2 separate regions of the Homo sapiens genome follow, and region 2 is linked to region 1. A link is an interaction called in ENCODE POLR2A ChIA-PET data of the cell type or tissue named here. Cell type or tissue: Panc1. All regions are shown on one strand. Links, peaks and the distances in the headings refer to the core of each region. The heading gives the core; the rest is flanking DNA.

What was found. Peaks named below come from ENCODE experiments on the same cell type or tissue, not always from the same donor. Only the 100,000 strongest peaks of a DNase experiment are listed, where the experiment ranks them.
Region 2: POLR2A ChIA-PET joins it to region 1 with 5 read pairs; 2 of 35 experiments call an interaction of 5 or more read pairs at or near these places.

What each region holds. Positions count from the first base shown.
Region 1 is chr20:43,695,229-43,699,623 of GRCh38, forward strand. All of the region lies in intron 6 of MYBL2 (MYB proto-oncogene like 2), which reads left to right. Among named protein-coding and RNA genes, the nearest start is that of GTSF1L, 30 kb to the right of the region's middle. In Panc1, for the core only: no CTCF peak of the experiment used is centred there; no DNase peak of the experiment used is centred there.
Region 2 is chr20:44,022,853-44,027,247 of GRCh38, forward strand. All of the region lies in intron 3 of TOX2 (TOX high mobility group box family member 2), which reads left to right. Among named protein-coding and RNA genes, the nearest start is that of TOX2, 110 kb to the left of the region's middle. In Panc1, for the core only: no CTCF peak of the experiment used is centred there; no DNase peak of the experiment used is centred there; H3K27ac peaks cover 614 bases.

The DNA of each region.
Region 1 (4,395 bases), core at 91-4,090:
TGGGGTTTTGCCATTTTGGCCAGGCTGGTCTTGAACTCCTGACCTCAGGTGATCCACCTGCCTCAGCCTCTCAAAGTGCTAGGATTGCAGGCATGAGCCACCATGCCGGGCCTGTGTTGATTTCAGCCTTACCCGTGTCTCTCCAATGTGGTCTTTCTGGTGTGCTATTTATTTAACTAGTTTCTTACTGATGTAGATAAGGGTATTACTGGTTTTTTGTTATTAGAGATAAAACTCTTAACAGTCACCCTTGTGGCCAAATGACTGCTTCTTTGTGCAGTTATTTCTTGAGAAATTCCTAGAGATGGACAAATATATTTGGTGGTGGGGGGAACCCTTTTGGCTGAGTATGGTGGCTCATTCCTGTAATCCCAGCACTTTGTGAGGCCAAGTTGGGAGGATTCCTTGAGGCCAGGAGTTTGTGACCAGTCTGGGCAACATAGGGAGACTGTCTTTACAAAAAAAAAAAAAAGCTGGTGCGGTGGCACACACCTGTAGTTCCAACTACTTTGGAGCCTGGGGCAGGAAGTTCACTTGAGCCCAGTATTTCAACAGAGTGAGACTCTGTCTTTGAAAAAGCAAACAGGCCAGGCGTCATGGCTTACACCTGTAATCTCAGCACTTTGGGAGGCTGAGGTGGGCGTGGTGACACAGGCTTGTAATCCCAGCTACTCGGGAGGCTGAGGCACGATAATTGAGAATCCACTTGAACTGGCGTGGCGGAGGTTGCAGTGAGCCGAGTTCGCACTGCTGCACTCCAGCCTTGGGTGACAGCAAGACTCTGTCTTAAAAAGAAAAGAAAAAAAACCTCTTAATACATTTTGTTAGATTGCTGCCAGAAGAATTTTGCATGTTAATTCGTGTATGGGACCACTCCCAACTTCTCCACTCACTGGTCAGTGCTTGCTATTATAAAATTGTTTCCTCTGCTTCAGAAGTAATGCGTGATCATTGCAAAAACTTAACAACTTTATAGAATTGGGCAATGCAGAAGGTTGAGCCTGCTCATCTCAACTTTTTTTTTTTTTTGAGACGGAGTTTTGCTCTTGTTGCCCAGGCTGGAGTGCAGTGGTATGATCTTGGCTCACCGCAACCTCCGCCTCCCGGGTTCAAGCGATTCTCCTGCCTCAGCCTGCCGAGTAGCTGGGATTACAAGCATGTGCCACCATGCCTGGCTAATTGGGGTTTCTCCATGTTGGTCAGGCTGGTCTCAAACTCCTGACCTCAGGTGATCTGCCCACCTTGGCCTCCCAAAATACTGGGATTACAGGCGTGAGCCACCACACCAGGCTTAAAATTAGACGATGTCTTACTCTTTTACAACTTTCTTTTTCTATTTAACATATCGTTCCATGTTGTTATGTGTATTCAGATCTCCAACATTCCTGAATTTGCCGTATCTTATTTAACCATTATATTGTCAAACATCTGTTACTATTTCCATCAATGCTATAATGATCATCATTGTTCAGTTTCTTTGTACATTTGCTGAACTGTGTGGTTGATTTTTTTGTTTTTAGATGGGGTCTCACTCTGTTGCCAGGCTGGAGTGCAGTGGTGTGACCTTGGCTCACTGCAACCTCCGCCTCCCGGGTTGAAGTGATTCTCCTGCCTCAGCCTCCTGAGTAGCTGGGATTACAGGCATGCAGCACCATGCCCAGCTAATTTTTGTATTTTTAGTAGAGATGGGGTTTCACCATGTTGGCCAGGATGGTCTCGATTTCTTGACCTCGTGATCTCCCCGCCTCAGTCTCCCAAAGTGCTGGGATTACAGGCGTGAGCCACTGCGCCCGGCCGGTTGATTTTATAGATGTGGAATGATTGGGTAAAATAGTGTGGACATTTGAAGTTTTCATAAGCATTGCCGAATTGCTGCCAAAGGGATTGTACTGTTTAATCCTGCTATAGGTGGTATATAGGACTGCTTGTTTCCAGCCTTATTGTCAATACCGGCTATGGTTATATGAAAAAAAATCTTTGCCAGTTTTAATGAGCAACAAATGCATTATCATGTTCTTATTTTGATTGAATTACTTTGGAGTTGATCTTTTTTTTTTCAGCTTTATTAAAATATAATTGACAAATAAATTGCATATATTGACCAGGGGCGGTGGCTCATGCCTGTATTCCCAGCACTTTGGGAGGCTGAAGTGGGCGGATCACTTGAGGCTAGGAGTTTGAGGCCAGCCTGGCCAATACGGTGAAACCCCATCTCTACTAAAAATATAAAAAATTAACCGGGTGTGGTGGTGCACGCCTGTAGTCCCAGCTGCTCAGGAGGCTGAGGCATGAGAATCACCTGAACCTGGGAGGTGGAGGTTGCAGTGAGCTGAGAGTGTGCCTCTGCACGCCAGCCTGGGTAACAGCAAGACTCTGTCTCAAAAAACAACAAGGGCTGGGCGCAATGGCTCACGCCTGTAATCCCAGCACTTTGGGAGGCTGAGGCAGGCGGATCACGAGGTCAGGAGATGGAGACCATCCTGGCTAGCATGGTGAAACCCCATCTCTACTAAAAATACAAAAAAGAACCCAAAAAATTAACCGGTCATGGTGGCGGGCACCTGTAGTCCCAGCTACTAGGGAGGCTGAGGCAGGAGAATGGCGTGAACCTGGGAGGTGGAGCTTGCAGTGAGCCGAGATCGCGCCACTGCATTTCAGCCTGGGCAACAGAGTGAGACTCCATCTCAAAAAAAAAAAAAAAAAATTGCGTGTATTTATGGTGTGCAATGTGATGTTTTGATTCATTGTTTTGGTTTTCATTTCTTTTACTATTAATGAGGGTGAGTAACAAATTACCCCTTAATTTGTTAATTTGTTATTTGGCTTGGTTGTCTTTTTTTTTTTTTTTTTTTATCTTGTTACTGGTTTGTACATTTTATTTGTATATTAAGGATGCTACTCCTTTATCATGTAGTAACTATTTTTTCCCAGTTTGGTAGCTTTTTTTCTTTATTTTATAAAGGTATAATTTACATACAATAAAATTCACTTTTTGTTTGTTCGTTTGTTTTATAGAGATGGGGTTTGCCCAGGCTGGTCTCGAACTCCTGGGCTCAAGGGATCTGTCTGCCTTGGCCTCCCAAAGTGTTGGGATTACAGGTGTGAGCCACCACGCCCCGCATATTTTTTTTTTTTTTTTTTTTTTTTTTTTTTTTTTTTTTTTTTTTGAGACAGAGTCTCGTTCTGTAGCCCAGGCTGGAGTGCAGTGGCGCAGTCTCGGCTCACTGCAAGCTCCATCTTCCGGGTTCACACCATTCTCCTGCCTCAGCCTCTCAAGTAGCTGGAACTACAGGCGCCTGCCACCACACCTGGCTAATTTTTTGTATTTTTAGTAGAGATGGGGTTTCACCGTGTTAGCCAGGATGGTCTCGATCCTCCTGACCTTGTGATCCGCCCGTCTCGGCCTCCCAATGTGCTGGGATTACAGGCGTGATTTTTTTTTTTTTTTTTTTTTTAAATGAGCAGGGTCTTGCTCTGTACCCCAGACTGTAGTGCAGTGGCGTGATCATAGCTCACTGCAACCTTGAACTCATGAACTCAAGGGGTCCTCTTGCCTGAGCTTTTCAGAGTTCTGGGATTACAGGTGTGAGCCGCCACACCCAGCCCCCTCCCCCCTCCCTTTTTTTTTTATTAGAGTCTTGTTGTGTTGCCCAGGCTGGAGTGCAGTGGTGTGATCATAGCCCATTGCAACCTTGAATTCAGGAACTCAAGGGACCCAATTGCCTCAGCCTCCCAAAGTGCTAGAGTTACAGGCATAAGCCACTGTACCTGGTCTTTTTATTTTTTAATGTTTATTAAGCATTAAAAATTTATTTTTTAATTTTTTTGAGACAGAGTTTTGCTCTTGTTACCTAGGCTGTAGTGCAATGGTGCGATCTCAGCTCACTGCAACCTCTGCCTCCCAGGTTCAAGCAATTCTCCTGCCTCAGCCTCCCGAGTAGCTAGGATTACAGGTGCCTGCCACCACACCTGGCTAATTTTGTTTTGTTTTGTTTTTAGTAGAGACAGGGTTTCACCATGTTGGCCAGGCTGATCTCGAACTCTTGACCTCAGGTGATCCACCAGCCTCGACCTCCCAAAGTGTTGGGATTACAGGCGTGAGCCTCTGCACCCAACCTCTGTGTATTACTTCTTTCATCTGAGCCATTTGAGAGTTAGTTATGTAGCATAGATTCCTAAGAATAAGGCCATTTGCTTACATAACCACAATAAAGTTATATTCAATCCAGGGAATTTAAGCCTAATTCAGGATCTTTATCTACAGTTTATATTCCATTTTTCCCTGTCCATGATGCAGTCTAAGACCAGACATTGCATTTAGTTGTCCTATCCCTTTAGTCAGCCTTTCTTAGTGTCATGATGTTGACATTTTGGAAGTATATGGTATGGCTAATT
Region 2 (4,395 bases), core at 131-4,130, 330 kb after region 1:
CCCCAAGCAGGTCCTCAGTGTGTTTCTATCAAACAGGTACAATTTTTCTCCCAGAGACAGATTCTAGTTGTACATTAGTTGGAGTCTACCAAGAAACAGGCACCAGACGGGATTAGATATGTAAGAGGAGAGAGAGAGGGAAAGGGAGGTGGGGGGAGGAAGAGAAGGCCAGAGGAGGGGGGAAGCTTCAGACCATGATATAGGTCTGAAACCAGAGGGAAAAAGGATGGGAAGGAGGGAGGAAAGGGAAGAAAGAAGGAAGGAAGTGAGGTAGGAGGGAAAGATAGAGGAAGGAAGGGACAGAAGGGAAGGAAGGAAGGGATCCCAGCACTTTGGGAGGCCGAGGCGAGCAGATCACCTGAGGTCAGGAGTTCAAGGCCAGCCTGGCCAACATGGTGAAACCCTGCCTCTACTAAAACAACAAAAATTTAGCTGGATGTGGTGGTGAACACCTGTAATCCCAGCTACTTGGGAGGCTGAGGCAGGAGAATTACTTGAACTTGGGAGGCAGAGTTTGCAATGAGCCAAGATCGCACCACTGCATTCCAGTCTGGGTGACAGAGCTAGACTTTATCTCAGAAAAAAAAAAAAAAAAAAAGGAGGGAAAGAAGGACTGACTGGATAGGAAGATCTGGGTAGCAAGGACTGGACAGGAAGCATCTTGGACTGCATCAGTTTTAAGAAAGATTGGCCAGGCCAATGGGGAGTCCTCAAACCAAAGCTGCCCATCAGAAGAGCTGCACACCTTCCCCAAATGGACCTGCCTTAAGCACCAATGTGTTCAGACACTGACTGGGCGTGACCACAGGCCAGCGTGGCCTGGGAGGCGCATGCTCAGGGAGCCGAGGAGCTGCAGCTGGTGCTCTCAGCATCAGTGCCACCTGGCACAGAAGGTCTGAGTCCCACATTTTGGTGGCCAGCACAGTCCATCCCTTTTGCCACACAGCTCTGCTTCTCATGCAGGACAGTGAGCAGCACCTCCACGTCCCGTGGGCCCTCACTTCTGCAGGGAAACTTAACAAATGACAACCTCATTGCTGCCTCTGGTCTTGGGGCTGCCACCAGCACTCACCCCCTTCCCTCCTTCCTCAGCCACATCCCCTCTCCCTTAGCCCGTCCCCTCTCTGATCCGGTGGTGGCTTTTTATAAGATAGCTTTATCATACTTCTGTATTGAGGTTCCACTATCTTTATAAGATGACTATTACACTGAGTTCTCCTGAGTAATCTACTACACTGAGATCTCATACTTCTGTATTGAGGTTATACCATCTTCCTAAGATGATTATTACATTGAGCTCTATACGGTTATTACCATGGAGTTGTATATAGTATTACCTTATCTCTTTTATGGTCTTCGTATCTATAATTACACCCTGATTCATAATGCTAAAGTCATATATTGGTGGTTTCTCCCTCTCTTTTCTGTTCACCTTTACCCAGGGTTTATCCATCTTATTGCTTTATCTACATTGTTTTATTCATTTTATTCAGAGGACTAAGCATCAGAGTTGTGTTCCAATTCTCTTACTTTTCTTTCTCTTAATGTTTTCCCTCTTTATGAATCCCTTCTTTCTTTTTGTAGATGTTTACATTTTTTATTTTGAATTCTTTAGTTCATTTACTTTTATTGTTTATTGTTTAATAATAAAAAGTTTATGGCTGTACATTTTTTCTTAGTATGGCTTTGGCTGCATCTATAAATTTTGAAATGAAGTCTTCTTACATCTTTTACTTTCTTCCCAAAGCATAGCTTTGTGGATTTGATTTTTAAAAAATGGCACATGTTCACTGTGAAAAAAAAATTAAACCAACAAATACAAAGAAGTAAAAATTGTTAAAACTGCACCATCCACAAATAATCATTATTAACCCAACCATTTACTAAGTATCTTTTCAGTCTTATCTTTGTGCATTATACACAAAGATAATATATACAATAATATATACAATATACAAAGATATACAATATACAAAGATAATATACACAATATATAAAAATATGTACAAAATTTACATACATGGGACCCGAATGTGATGCCTTTTCCTGTACTTTCCAGTGTGTTCTATTGGAGCAGTTCTAGGACCTGCCAATTTTCTGCAACAGTGTATCATGTGTATACTTCCACGTGCATAATTACAGGTCTTGCTCTTCCTTTTAGTGGCTAGATAACATTCCATCATATGGGTGTTTCATCATGTACTTAACCTTCTGTTGATGGACATTTAGGCTATTTCTGATCTTTTCTATTATAAACTCTCTTGGGATGGGTTCTTTGGGAGTGGTGAAAAGGATTTTTTAAAAAATTTTATTATTATTATATTTTGAGGGTGGGATCTCAGGAGAGGGAGGGAGAGATGTTAAGGCAGACAGAGAAGTTTCCCTTGGATGCGTCGAGCCTCTGCCTGCCCCCAGGGGTGTTCTGGAGCATAAATTGCACCACACAGTTGATCCCATCATAGGGTAAAGGGGTAGCCTTTGCACCCCCATGTCCATTCGTCGTTGGCCAGAGATTGGGGGATGGAGTGACCTCCTGGGGCTGCAGTACCTGTTGGCAAGTGGTGTCCTCTGAAGAAGGGGGCAGCTGAGAGCCTTCACCAACCGATGTTCCCAGCAGCTGGGGGACAGGTTGCTGCTCCAGTGAAGGGGGCCCAGGAAGGGGCCAAGAACTTCTGCATCAGCTGCACCCCCACTCATGGTGCCAGAGATATCAGAGTTCTCCCCCTCATGTCAGCACTGAATTTTGTAGAACTTTTTAAAAATCTGAACTAATCCTATGTGTGAAAAATGTTATTTTCTCCCCTCCCACCACATGTCTGGATCCTTGGGAGGAATGAGTTACAGCTTCCCCCACTCTCAGAAAGAACCCAGATCCTCAGTGGAGGAGTAATTTGATGCCATCAGGAGAGCAGGGACCTTGGGGCTGGAAGATTCCAGCTCAAGCCCCAGCTCTATCCTGGGCAATCTTCTTCACCCTTTCAGCCTCAGCTTTCTCATCTGTAAAAAATGGTAACCATCATAGCGCCTGCCTCAGAGGAGGGATGTGAGGATAAATGAGGAGCCATTTGTGGAGCCTTCCAAACTGTTTACAGGTTGAGAGGCCCTAAAGCTCCTGGCGGGGTGGGGTGGGGACACATAGTCCTCTGACGTGGCCATGGAGTCCTGGGTAGGGGGAACTCTGATCTTTAAGCCAGCTTGGATTCTAAGATGGCCTGTTGCCTTGAACGGCTGTACCTGATTGGTCAACATTTGGCCATTGCCCAAAAGGGGCTGGGGATAATGACTTCTTTCCGCGTGATTATAGCAGCACAATTCACAATTGCAAAATGTGGAACCAACCCAAATGCCCATCGATCGAGTGGATAAAGAAACTGTGATATATATATATATATATATAGACACACACACACACAATGGAATACTACTCAGCCATAAAAAGGAATGAATTAATGGCATTTGCAGCAACCTGGGTGTGATTGGAGACTATTATTCTAAGTGAAGTAACTCAGGAATGGAAAACCAAACATCGTATATTCTCACTCATAAGTGGGAGCTAAGCTATGAGGATGCAAAGACATAAGAATGACTCAATGGACTTTGGGGACTCAGGGAGAAAGGGTGGGAAGAGGGGGAAAAAGAAGATAAACAGCATATTTTGAACTAAAAATTACTCCTTGATATTAATAGTGGGCATTCCTCTTAAATTATGGATTAAAAAAACCCTAGGAATTTGTTTTACCTCAAAAATAAAATAAACCGTAATAAACCTAAAAAGGGGGTGCTGGAGAGCAGGAAATGTGTGGCTTCTTCTGCCTCCCTGACACTGTCTCAGGCCAGACCTCCCCACACCCCCTTCATCAATTAAATTGTGGTAAATTAGGCGGTAGGAACCACCCCAGAACTCCAAGTCCTTCTGTGCCTCAGGTCCACTGTGTGACCTCAGGGCTGGTTCTGACCCTCTCTGGGCCTCCTTCCTTCTTCTGTGGGGTGAGGCCACTGAGCCCCATCCCTGAGCACCCACAACTCTCCTGGGAAAGGATCTGGGAAGCTTTTCCTGCCGCCTCCTCCCCACCTTGGGCATTTCAGTCTCGGCTTAACCAGCCACTTCAACACAGGCAACACTTTTCTCGAGAGTTCATAAAAACATGTAAACACGGGTGAGGATACAAAATATTGAGCGGCGAGGCAGTAAAACACGGCAGTGTTTGTTGTGTTAACTGAATATTCATGAGCTGACTGTTTAAATTACAGTTCACAACTGTTGCAGGGCCTGATGAATAATTTAAATGAGGGTGGCCAAAGAGATTTCAACACTGCATTAGCAAACTGCTCAGGATCAGCTTCAGAGAATTTATAATTAGCTCAGAATAGCCTATAATAAATTCTTTGGAAAGA